4 separate regions of the Homo sapiens genome follow, and regions 1, 2 and 3 are each linked to region 4. A link is a contact called in ENCODE Hi-C or POLR2A ChIA-PET data. All regions are on one chromosome and are shown on one strand. Each heading gives the region's core, a stretch centred on a gene start or an enhancer-like site at or near the end of the contact. The rest is flanking DNA. Distances are from core to core; before and after follow the strand shown. Region 1 has its middle 13 kb from the start of MIR877. Region 2 overlaps HCG20 (HLA complex group 20). Region 3 holds the start of HCG20 (HLA complex group 20). Region 4 has its middle 26 kb from the start of C6orf15.

Region 1 (2,972 bases), core at 463-2,962, 490 kb before region 4:
GCTTGGTGAAGAAACATCATTGTAGTGAAATGAATGAAATGTTCAACCTCTCTCCCCCTGCAAAAAAACAAAAAACAAGGAAAATCTTCTCTTTATATAATCTAAAGTTTTTACGTAAGTAAAAAGGAACAGGTAGGCCGGGTGCCGTGACTCACACCTGTAATCCCAGCACTTTGGGAGGCCAAGGCGGGTGGATCACCTGAGGTCAGGAGTTCGAGACCAGCCTGGACAACATGGTAAAACCCCATCTCTACTAAAAATACAGAAATTAGCCAGGCGTGGTGGCAGGTGCCTACAATCCCAGCTACTCAGGAGGCTGAGGCAGGAGAATCCTTGAACCCAGGGGGCAGTGAGCCAAGATCGTGCCATTTCACTCCAGCCTGGGCAAAAGAGTGAAACTTGTCTAAAAAAAAAAAACAGGTTTCTTTGAATTTTTTTTTTTTTTTTTTTTGAGATGAAATTTTGCTGTCACCCAGGCTGGAGTGCAATGGCACGATCTCAGCTCACTGCAACCTCCGCCTCCTGGGTTCAAACGATTCTTCTGCCTCAGCCTCCAGAGTAGCTGGGATTACAGGCACCAGTCACCACGCCCGGCTAATTTTTTGTATTTTTAGTAGAGACGGTTTCACCATGTTGGTCAGGTTGCTCTCGAACTCCTGATCTCAGGTGATCCACGCGCCTCGGCCTCCCAAAGTGCTGGGATTACAGGCGTGAGCCACCACGCCTGGCCGAATTTTCATAAATGATTTGAAAGAAAATGAGCTCATTCTTTCTTTTTTTTTCAGACGGAGTCTTGCTCTGTCGCCATCCTGGAATGCAGTAGCGTTATCTCGGCTCACTGCAACCTCTGCCTCCTGGATTCAAGCGATTCCCCTGCCTCAGCCTCCCAAGTAGCTGGGACTACAGGTGCGTGCCACCACTCCCGGCTAATTTTTTTTTTTTTTTGAGACAGAGTCTTGCTCTGTCGCCCAGGCTGGAGTGCAGTGGCGCGATCTCTGCTCGCTGCAAGCTCCACCTCCCGGGTTCATGCCATTCTCCTGCCTCAGTCTCCTCAGTAGCTGGGATTACAGGCACCCGCCACCACACCCACCTAAGTTTTTGTATTTTTAGTAGAGAAGGGGTTTCACCTTGTTAGCCAGGATGGTCTCCATCTCCTGACCTCATGATCTGCCCGCTTCGGCCTCCCAAAGTGCTGGGATTACAGGCGTGAGCCACCGCGCCTGGCAATTTTTGTATTTTTAATAGAGACGGGGTTTCACCATGTTGGCTAGGATGGTCTCCATCTCCTGACCTTGGGATTTGCCCGCCTCGGCCTCCCAGAGTGTTGGGATTACAGGTGTGAGCCACCGCGCTCGGCCGAGCTTATTCTTAAAATACAGTAAAAACTTTAAGCTCTCTTTTAAGGTTCTTGTGGCTTGTTGCAGGAGATAGAAGAAAGGTGAGAAGCAGGCAGTAAATGGAAGCAGAAAGAGACACAAAGTTGTGACCACTAGGTTGTGACATGTTTGGGTTTTTTCACTTGAGCTGTATACTTCTTTGGTATTTCACGCCCTAGCCTGGTCCTTAGATTATGTCTTCTCAGGTCTTCTCCCAGTGCACACAGCAACAACAGACTGACCTGAACACCTCCGCCCACACACACCAAGCCTGGGCAAGGGGAAGGTAAAACTACCCACTTTGGGCCTACATGCAGTGAGGCCTTTCAGATACTGATAAAACATTGTTGCCCCCTCATGTGGCCAATGCTGGAAATACAGCTGAGACACGTATTCCAGGGCAGTGTAGCAGCCTCAGCAACTGGGAATTTGTTAGAAATGCATATCTCGGGATCCATCCTGACCTACTAAATCAGAATTTTGCTGGACCCTACCCCCAATCTGTCTGTTTTTTCTTTTTGTTTTGTTTTTGTTTTTTGAGATGGAGATGGAGTCTGGCTCTGTCACCCAAGCTGAAGTGCAGTGGTGTGATCTCTGCTCACTGCAACCTCCACTTCCCGGGTTCAAGTGATTCTCCTGCTTTAGTCTCCCAAGTAGCTGGGATTACAGGCGCGAGCCACCATGCCTGACTAATTTTTGTATTTTTAGTAGAGATGGGATTTCACCATGTTGGCCAGGCTGGTCACAAACTCCTCACCTCAGGTGATCCATCCGCCTTGGCCTCTCAAAGTGCTGGGATTACAGGCATAAGCCACTGCATCCAACCCAAATTTGTTTTTTTTTTTCTTTCTTTTTTTTTTTTTTTTTTTTGAGACCAAGTTTCGCTCTTGTTACCCAGACTGGAGTGCAATGGTGCGATCTCGGCTCACCACGACCTCCACCTCCCGGGTTCAAGCAATTCTCCTGCCTCGGCCTCCCGAGTAGCTGGGATTACAGGCATGCGCCACCACGCCCGGCTAATTTTTGTATTTTTAGTGGAGACGGGGGTTCTCCATGTTGGTCAGGCTGGTCTCGAACTCCTGACCTCCTGATCTACCCGCCTTGGCCTCCCAAAGTGCTGGGTTTACAGGTATGAGCCACTGCACCCGGCCCCAGATTTGTTTTCTAATAAGCTCTTCAGATGATCCTGATGAATGCTAACAGACTTGAAAACCGCCATTCTCAACCCACATGTTAAAACATGTTAATATCTTCAACTGCCCCATATCTGCCACACACACTCCCCCCAGAGTGATGTATCCTTTCTTTTTTTTTTCAGATGGAGTTTCACTCTTGTTGCCCAGGCTGGAGTGCAGTGGTGCAGTCTGCAACCTCTGCCTCCTGGGTTCAAGCGATTCTCCTGCCTTCCGAGTAGCTGGGATAACAGGCGCCAGTAACCACACCCAGCTAATTTTTGTATTTTTAGTAGAGATGGGGTTTCTTCATGTTGGCCAGGCTGGTCTCGAACTTCTGACCTCAGGTGATCCAACTGCTTCGGCCTCCCAAGGTGCTGGGATTACAGGCGTGAGCCACCACGCCCAGCTTTAATTTCTGGTT
Region 2 (3,268 bases), core at 636-3,135, 290 kb before region 4:
TGCCAGTGTCTGGCATGGAAGAGGCCCAATTCCTTTGGTTGAAAGGATGAAGTAATCTAGCTGAATAAAGGGTGTGTGCGTGCACGCAGGTGTGTTTGTAGTTAACCTTCCTTTAGCTCAGCTTAGGAAACAGCTTTTGTAAAACTGCGTAACTAGTAGTAGGTGAGAGAGGAATACGAATGATATACACACCATTAAAGACAACTTACTAACAGCATGAGTCCGACATAGATTCCTTCCTACTTGGGTTTGAACCCTGAGCCCACCACTTACTAGCTGTGAGAAAGTGAATGAGTTGCCTCCCTTTCCTGTGCCTCTGTTTCTTGTAAATTCTATTTCCAAGCATCATGAGGATAAAAGACAATGTATATACGTTGTTTGGCATATTACAGTCAATGCTTGGTAACTACTATTGTTATTTTTTAAAAAATTATTATTATTATTTTTTGAGACGGACTCTCGCTCTGTCGCCCAGGCTGGAGTGCAGTGGCGCTATCTTGGCTCACTGCAAGCTCTGCCTCTTGGGTTCACACCATTCTCCTGCCTCGGCCTCCTGAGCAGCTGGGACTACAGGCGCCCGCAACCACGCCCGGCTAATTTTTTGTATTTTTAGTAGAGACGGGGTTTCACTGTGTTAGCCAGGATGGTCTCGATCTCCTAACCTCGTGATCCGCCTGCCTCGGCCTCCCAAAGTGCTGGGATTACAGGCGCGAGCCACCGTGCCCGGCCCCACTATTGTTATTTATGTACACCAAATTTATATCCAAAGGGACTTTGATAGTTACAAGAAAAGACATATAAGTCCAGATATCATTGAACAAGAGTAAAATAATAAATCAAGTAGGAATGGAGGGGAGGATATGCATGCAGCACTAGATAATATCTATACAGAGAGAGGATGAGGTCTTGGAAGATGAGTCTGAAGACTTTCCTGTTGGAGAGGGGCTCTATGCTCGGCATGCTGACTGCTTTTACAACCCCACCCCCACATCTCATCTTAACCACAAGACAGTCTTGTTCTGGGGAGTTCAGAGCCTTTATTTTTTATTTATTTATTTATTTTTTGAGATGGAGTCTCACTCTGTCACCCTGGCTGAAGTGCAATGGCATGATCTCAGCTCACTACAACCTTTGCCTCCCAGGTTCAAGCGATTCTCCTGCCTCAGCCTCCTGAGTAACTGGGATTACAGGCACGTGCCACCAAGCCCAGCTAATTTTTGTATTTTTAGTAGAGATGGGGTTTCACCATGTTGGCCAGGCTGGTCTCGAACTCCTGACCTCGTGAGCTGTCCACCTCGGCCTCCCAAAGTGCTGGGATTACAGGCGTGAGCCACTGCGCCCGGCCCCAGAGTCTTTATTTATTATTTAGAGAGGGTCTCACTCTGTCACCCAGGCTGTAGTGTAGTGGTGCGATCTTGGCTCACTGCAGCCTTAACCTCCCAGGCTCAAGCAATCCTCTCACTTCAGCCTCCTGAGTAATTGGGGCCACAGGCTCACACCACCATGCCTGGCTAATTTTTTAAAAAAATTTTTATAGAGACAAGGTCTTGCCATGTTGCCCAGGCTGGTCTTGAACTCTTGGGCTCAAGTGATCCTCCTGCCTCAGCCTCCCAAAGTGCTGGGATTACAGACATCAGCCACCGTGCCCAGCCCAGAATCTTTCAACCCCCAAAATCCATTGGTGTGGGGTTAGATGAGGGATCCTAAAAGGAGAGGGAGGCTGCTGTGCAGTGATCCCACCGGCCTGCTTGCAGGAAGGAGAGCCGACCCTTTCTTGACCTCTACCAAAGACACTAGAGAGCTTTGTAAATCTTCCAATTAGATGATACATAAATACTTCCCCAGGTCTTCTAGGCCTGATTCAATAATATTTACTTCGAGAGGCTGCTGCTTCCTGTTTGTATTCTCTTACCACAAGTTATCTGCTGTTCCTACTTTCACTTAAGCTTTGTATCGTACTCTGTGAGAAATGTTTGAGCTGGCTGGACACATTTCCTGAAATCATTTCTCTAGTCTTTTACGAAATGTCTGCATTTATGCTGGAATCATAGAGCTGAACTATCATTGAGATAAAAATTCCAGTCTTTACCCCAATTTACAATTCCTAAAAACTGTCACTTTCTTAGATCTCTTCACATTTTCATTACTTCTTTTTTTTTTTGTTTTTTGTTTTTTGTTTTTTGAGACTGAGTTTTGCTCTTGTTGCCCAGGCTGGAGTGTAATGGTGCGATCTCGGCTCACTGCAACCTCCGCCTCCCAGATTCAAGTGATTCTTCCTGCCTCAGTCTCCTGAGTAGCTGGGATTACAGGCGCCCGCCACCATGCCCGGCTAATTTTTGTATTTTTAGTAGAGACAGGGTTTCACCATATTTGGCAGGCTGGTCTCAAACTCCTGACCTTGGCCTCCCAAAGTACTGGGATTACAGGCGTAAGCCACCACACCTGGCCAGACATTTTCATTGCTTCTATTACCTGTGTAAGCAAGTGGCTTTATTGGGAGGCGATTTTCACAAAGAAACAAGGTTTTTTAAAAAAGGTGTTTCCCGTAGGTTTCTGCCTGTGAGACCACCTGCTGAGAAATGCAGAGCCGCTTTGGGAAGCTGGGTAGTCAGCTCTCATCCATACTCACTCAACCATGCCCAGCTGGGCAGTGCCACTTGTGTCTGAGCCTCAGCAAAACTGCATGTCCCTAAATGTCAGGGGTCTTCACAGACAAGTGAAGCAACCAGAAATACTGAATTTTCAGATGGACATGTTTATCGTACTGAATCTCCATAGCCAGGAGGCACAGACAACTAATAAAGCCCTGTGCCCCATTATTGCTTCATTGATTCACTGAAATAATGCTGGGTATGATTGTGGCTACAGAGTTAAGCCCCATTGTTAATTATATGGTTTGGTGAGGGAAAGAGTTTTTTTTGTTTTTGTTTTGGCTAGACTAATGTAAACACAGTTCAAATGTTGCTCCTTCACTGGGGACAGAAAAATCCATATGTGGCTCACGCCTGTAATCCTAGCACTTTGGAAGGCCAAGGCAGGCAGATTGCTTGAGTCCAGGAGTTTGAGACTGGCCTGGGCAAGATGACAAAACCCTGTCTCTACTAAAAATAAAAAACAAAAAATTAATTTAATTTAAAAAACTGAGGTGAGAGGATCACCTGAGCTTGGGGATGTCAAGGCTGCCATGAGCCATGTTTGTGCCACTGCACTCCACCATGGATGACAGAGTAAGACCCCATCTTAAAAAAAAAATCCACGTAATATAGTT
Region 3 (3,101 bases), core at 161-2,660, 320 kb before region 4:
ACAAGGGTATTGACTGGGGAAGTGATAAGTGTCCATGAAATCTTCACAATTTATGTTTAGAGATTGCAGTAAAGACAGGCATAAGAAATTATAAAAGTATTAATTTGGGGAACTAATAAATGTCCATGAAATCTTCACAATCCACATTCTTCTGCCATGGCTTCAGCTGGTCCCTCCGTTTGGGGTCCCTGACTTCCTGAACAGTGATTACATGGGGACAATGGGAATGAGGAGGAAGAATGAGAGGCATTTGCTAGAAAATGTATTCAAACTGATGGCTGGTCTGAAAGGGAGTTGTAGGCTGGGGTGATGAGAGACAGGTCTCATAGCAACAGGGTAAACAAAGTAAACTTGGCTTGGTTGGTGTTTTATTTATTATTATTATTTTTTTGAGATGGAGTTTTGCTCTTGTTGCCCAGACTGGAGTGCAATGGTGCAATCTCAGCTCACTGCAACCTCTGCCTCCCAGATTCAAGTGATTCTCCTGCCTCAGCCTCCCGAGTAGCTGGGGTAACAGGTATGTGCCACCATGGCCAGCTAATTTCTTTATTTTTACTAGAGACGGGGTTTCACCATGTTGGCCAGGCTGATCTCCAACTCCTGACCTCAAGTGATCCGCCCACCTTGGCCTCCCAAAGTGCTGGAATTACAGGCATGAGCCACGGCACCCGGCCTATTATTATTATTATTTTATTTCGAGACAGGGTCTTCCTCTGTCACTCAGGCTGAAGTGCAGTGGTGCAATCTCAGCTTTCTGCAACCTCTGCCTCCTGGGCTCAAGCGATCGATCCTCCTGTCTCAGCCTCCCAAGTAGCTGGGACTACAGGCGCATGCCACAAAGCTAGGCTAATTTTTTTTTTGTATCTTTTGAAGAGGCAAGATTTTGCTGTGTCCAGCCTGTCTCCAGGCTGGTCTTGAACTCATGAGCTCAAAGCAATCTGCCCACCTTGGCCTCCCAAAGTGCTGGGATTGCAGGTGTGAGCCACTGCACTCGGCAGCAGGTGTTTTAGATTGGGCTACCTTGAAGCAGAACCTGGGGTGGGGACTTTTGTTCAAGAGATACACTGCGGGAGGCTCTCAGGAGAAAGACTGAAGAAAACAGGATAGGGAAGGGAAAAAGGCTAAGCAAGGATGTGAGCTTCAGCCTGAGCTCATGGGGAAGCTCAGGGCAGCAAATTGCACCAGTCAATTGCACTTGGAGGCATGGGGGCTGGCGTTTTGTAGATCTGCTTTAAGGTCAGGCAGCCACTGGGAGTCTGTCCAGAGTGTGTGCAAGGGAGGAGGGCTTGGCTCCTGTTTGGCCCAGGGCAATTCTCCAGAAAAGGGGACAATTGTGTGTGGTTATCAGCTGATATTCCCAAAAGCTGGAAAGTGAGTGGACTCACTGGTGAAAAGGACCTGAGCCCAAACAGTGTCCATGATAGTGAATCCATTTTGGTTGTGTTGGATTTGAGGTGGCAAAGAAATAAGGAACTGGCATGTGACTGCGGGAAATTGGAGCTACAAGACAGGAGTTCAGGTGAAAAGATAGGACTAGGTATGTAGCTATTGGAGTGGGGGACTTCGGCGCACAGATGATAGGGTTTTTTGTTTGTTTGTTTGTGAGGGTTTTTTTGTTTGTTTGTTTGTTTGTTTGTTTGGAGAGAGGGTCTTGCTCTGTAACCCTGGCTGGAGTATAGTGGCATGATCATAGCTCTCTGCAGCCTTGACCTCCCAGGCTCAAGAGATCGTCTCACCTCAGCTTCTTGAGTAGCTGATACTACAGGTGTATGTCACCACTCCCAGCCAATTTTTTAAACATTTTTTTAGAGACTGGGGGTCTCACTGTGTTGCCCAGGCTGGTCTCAAATTCCTGGGCTCAAATGATCCTGCTGCCTCAGCCTCCCAAAGTTTTGGGATTATAGGTGTGAGCCATGGCGCAGGCCTAGATGATAGTTTAAACAAGAGGGAATTTGTATATTTGTCACTTTGGGGGTTGCTGGTGGCCTTTGAAGGAAGAGTTTCACAGCAGGACAGAGTACAAAACCATATGGTGACGTGAGGTCTAGTAATGCTTTCCACAGTTAATGTCCTTCCATTCTGACTAACTCTTAACACCTCTAGGGTACTTTCTCCTTCGACTTATGTGCTGCTCATTCTGGCTTGTCCTCTGTGTTCTGGTTATTTTTTGTTGTCCAACAAATTGCCTCAAAATTTTGTGGCATGAGACAACCCTTTATTACGTTCACGGATTCTGTGGGCCAGGAATTTGGACACACCGCAGTGGGGATGGCTTGTCTCTGCTCCATGTTATCTGGGGCTGCAGCTGGAAGACTCGAAAGCTGGGGGACTGAAATCGTCTGCAGACACTTTGCAGTGGATGCTGGCAGTTAGCTCAGGGACCTCAGGGTTTCTACCTGTGGTCTAGTTAGAGTTTCTCTTGCATAGTGGCTGGGTTGCTGTGAGGGAACCAGGCATGAACTGCTTTTTTTTTTTTTGAGGCGGAGTTTCACTCTTGTTGCCCAGGCTGGAGTGCAGTGGTGCAGTCATGGTTCACTGCAGCCTTGACTACCCAGGCTTAAGTGATCCTCCTGCCTCAGTCTCCCTGGTAGCTGGGGCTACTGCCAACATGCCTGGCTGATTTTTGTATTATTATTATCATTATTTTGTAGAGACAGGGTCTCACTATGTTGCCCAGGCTGGTCTCCAACTCCTGGGCTCAAGCAATCTGTCCATCTCAGCCTCCTAAAGTATTGGGATTACAGGTGTGAGCCACTGTGCCCAGCTGCATTCTTTTTATAACCTCATCTTTTTTTGATCTGCATCACCTCCCTCCTACCCTATTGGTCAGAGTAGTCACAGCCCCGCTCCCATTCAAAGAGAGGGAACATGGCCCCTACCTGGAGTGTCAGTCATGGGACAAGGAGAGCAAGTGGAAAGGGGCACCCAACTTTGGAAAATACCATCGGCCACACTCTATCGGAGCCTCCATTTGCTTTTTATGAGTGGCCTTCATTTATTTAGCTGTCATTGGGTCAACAATAACAGCAACTTGAGGAACCTCTTGAGGGCAGGGATCAGGCCTGTTACGTTTGTTTACTTTATCTTTATATCCTGAGCAT
Region 4 (2,899 bases), core at 202-2,701:
TTGTAACAGAGACACAAATGCCACTGGTTTAAATTAGGTAGAAAATGTTTTCCCACCCTTGGATCCAAGCACATGAGGACCCTGCCCGGGCTCCATGATCTAGAGGGACCTGCTCTATCATTCCCCCAACTTATAGGACAAAAAGTCCGAGAAGCCAAAGGGATAGACCTACCCATGGAGGTTGCATCTCTTCTACAAGTACTACAGTCTAGGTACTTGGAACCCCTGAATTCCTGGCACTAATGGCCCCCAAGCCTGCTTCCAAGTTTGCATGGGCCTCCTCCTGGGGCCATCGTCCCAGGGGTTATGCCTCGCTGCTGTCGTGCATGCTCTGAGACCCCAAAATGTGGCTGTTTTCAGAGAAGGATATGGGTCTGGAGATTTTAGGGACTTGAATTTTCAGGAAAAGAAAGTAGGGCAGATGCAGGTAGAGGACCCAGAGCTAGTTTTCCTCACTCAGCCATATTCTGCCATGGAACCTAGGGGAGTCTCAGAATTCTAAATTCCAGCCTGGCTGTCCTAGCCTGGATTCCCCAGAAAACAGATTCTCAGATAGATTTATCTGCAGAAGTTTTATTGGGGAACAATCTTGGGACAAACACCTTTAAAAGCTGAGAGAAACGGGACAGGGAAAGGGAGCAGTTGAACTGTAATGAAGCCGTAAAGAGTACTGAGCTGATCTCATGGGTTGTGGAGGCCTCTGGCACTGGAAAAGTCCTTTAAATTTGGCCAAACTCGGCCGGGCGCGGTGACTCACGCCTGTAATCCCAGCACTTTGGGAGGCCGAGTGGGGGAGGATTATCTGAGGTCAGCAGTTCAAGACCAGCCTAGTTAACATGGTGAAACCCCGTTTCTACTAAAAATACAAAAAATTAGCCGGGCATGGTGGCATGCGCCTGTAATCCCAGCTACTCAGGAGGCTGAGGCTGGAGAATCACTTGAACCCAGGAGGCGGAGGTTGCAGTGAGCAGAGATTGTGCCATTGCACTCCAGCTCGGGCAACAAGAGCGAAAGTCCATCTCAAACAAACAAACAAACAAACAAACAAAAAGGTGGCCAAACTTGAAGCAAGGTAACCAGGACTTTGTATGTTCTTATCTTATCTATCAGTCATTGGATGTGGCTGCCCCCAGGGAGGGGAGGTGTAACCTTGGGCAAGACAGCTCTTTTCAGCTAAGGGCAATTCCCAGAGACAGAGCTGTCACAACCAACACCCCTGGCAGCTGGGGAATAAGTGACAATGTTGAAGGTAGGATTTGGGTGGCACACAACAGTATCTGCTACACTAGCCTTCAAGATCAGTATGAAGGTATATTTATCAAGACAAAAGCTGGAACATGTTTTATTCAATAATTTATTTGTTTGACTTATAACAATAAACCATCTCTAACACACATTTCCCTTCCTGATATCAGACAGCTGCTCTGAGGGATACCCGAGACCCACATTCAGGAAGTAAGATAGATATCAGCCTGGACTGCTGAATAGATGCCCTGTGATTTATCTTCAGACATGACTCAGTGGAAATGCAGTTGACTCCATTCTAAAACCTCTCTTGAGAATATTTCCAGGCCCAGTCAACTTATCTTGGTCTCACTATAAGGAAAGGAACTGAGATCAGCTGCACCCTGAGAGGCTAAGATCCTGATAGGGAGCAGGTGAAATCAGGTTGGAAAATAGACAAGACAAAGGCAGGCAGATGTAAGAGGTATTCAAAAGCCCAGTTGTGCTCTATTTTTGCCTTCCACGAGGAATCTTACGGGGAGCTTCCACATTACCCGGTTATTGGTCACGGCGGTGAGTTAAGGCTGTTTTATTGAATGAAATCATCAACCCCCCTCCTTTTCCTGCTAAAACGCAATCTGTTTCCAAGACTTTCCTAATGTAGAGTGATTTTATTGAGCCTAGACCATGGATTTCCCATCTGATAACTCTTTAAGAGGGATGAGATAGAACATAATGTGAGAAAATAACATTGTTCCAAGATTTGTAAATGCTAATAATTGTTGAAGTCCCATGGTAGGTAAATAGAGGTATTTTCTTTATTTTTGTGTAAGTTTGAAAATTTCCATAATAAAAAGTGTTATAAATTGTCTTAGCAGGTCACATAACTAATAATAAAGGTAAAATTTTTGTTGGTCTTAATGAGAGAGAATTTGGAAAGTGGAGATAAGCGGGGCTTTGGAGCTCCTAAACTATTCGGGCTGTGTTTTGACTCAGCGAGCTCAAAGTGGGAGGGCAGGAGAGCTCGCTTTTTAAAAGATCGACAGCGCCATCTACCGGTAAGAGCGCCCAACTCCCTTGCTAAGGATGATATCATTATGCTAGGGTGATAGTAGCAAGCCTCATTGTTAGTCACCTAAGAAGTTAAGACAATAAGAAATCATTCAAAAAATAAAATGGTGGCAGGACGAGGTGGCTCACGCCTGTAATCCCAGCATTTTGGGAGGCCGAGAGGGGAGGATCGCTTGAGCCCAGGAGTTTGAGACCAGCCTGGGCAACATAGTGAGGTCCAAATCGCTACCAAAAAAAAAAAAAAAAAAAGAGAAAAAAAAAAGAAAGGCGTTAAAATTAATTTAAAGATACACAATAATGAAAATATTACAAAGTACTATTATTCAGCCATAAAAAAGAAATTACATTCTATTTATTTATTTTATTTTATTTTATTTTGCAGACAGAGTCTTGCTCTGTCACCCAGGCTGGAGCGCAGTGGCGCAATCTTGGCTCACTGCAACGTCCGCCTCCCCGGTTCAAGGGTTTCTCCTGTCTCAGCCTCCTGAGTAGCTGGGATTACAGGCACGCGCCATCACGCCCAGCTAATTTTTGTATTTTTTTTAGTAGAGACGGGGTTTCACCATGCTGGCCAGGCGGGTCTCCAACTCCTGACCTCAGGTGA

Evidence for each region. A loop is a pair of places that touch in the nucleus more often than their neighbours do. ChIA-PET counts read pairs that join two places held with the same protein, here RNA polymerase II (POLR2A). Pooled maps may share reads with other maps.
Region 1: a loop to region 4 is called in a pooled map, with 7 times the contacts of the local background. The contact joins two enhancer-like sites. A Hi-C loop is called at or near these places in 5 of 50 pooled maps. POLR2A ChIA-PET finds 5 or more read pairs at or near these places in 5 of 52 experiments (BJ, H1, SK-N-SH and 2 more).
Region 2: a pooled map shows a loop between it and region 4 (2.3-fold over the local background). The contact joins two enhancer-like sites. A Hi-C loop is called at or near these places in 2 of 50 pooled maps. POLR2A ChIA-PET finds 5 or more read pairs at or near these places in 5 of 52 experiments (B cell, CD4-positive, alpha-beta T cell, activated T-cell and 2 more).
Region 3: a pooled map shows a loop between it and region 4 (2.8-fold over the local background). The contact joins the promoter of HCG20 here to the enhancer-like site in region 4. A Hi-C loop is called at or near these places in 2 of 37 single-sample maps with no recorded cell type and 3 of 50 pooled maps. POLR2A ChIA-PET finds 5 or more read pairs at or near these places in 2 of 52 experiments (AG04450 and PC-3).

The regions. Positions count from the first base shown.
Region 1 is chr6:30,595,784-30,598,755 of GRCh38, forward strand. No RefSeq gene overlaps it. Among named protein-coding and RNA genes, the nearest start is that of MIR877, 13 kb to the left of the region's middle. Within about 2 kb of position 1,713, at least 4 of the 41 ENCODE cell types and tissues checked have a DNase peak (open chromatin) inside an H3K27ac peak, as active enhancers do.
Region 2 is chr6:30,792,031-30,795,298 of GRCh38, forward strand. It overlaps HCG20 (HLA complex group 20), which reads left to right. Exons shown (of 4, transcript NR_138037.1): 4 at 1-220. Among named protein-coding and RNA genes, the nearest start is that of HCG20, 27 kb to the left of the region's middle. RefSeq lists a cis regulatory region at 1,748-1,867. Within about 2 kb of position 1,886, at least 9 of the 41 ENCODE cell types and tissues checked have a DNase peak (open chromatin) inside an H3K27ac peak, as active enhancers do.
Region 3 is chr6:30,765,415-30,768,515 of GRCh38, forward strand. HCG20 (HLA complex group 20) reads left to right here and starts at 1,411. Exons shown (of 4, transcript NR_138037.1): 1 at 1,411-1,537.
Region 4 is chr6:31,085,445-31,088,343 of GRCh38, forward strand. No RefSeq gene overlaps it. Among named protein-coding and RNA genes, the nearest start is that of C6orf15, 26 kb to the right of the region's middle. Within about 2 kb of position 1,452, at least 3 of the 41 ENCODE cell types and tissues checked have a DNase peak (open chromatin) inside an H3K27ac peak, as active enhancers do; they include PC-3, where a contact is called at or near this core.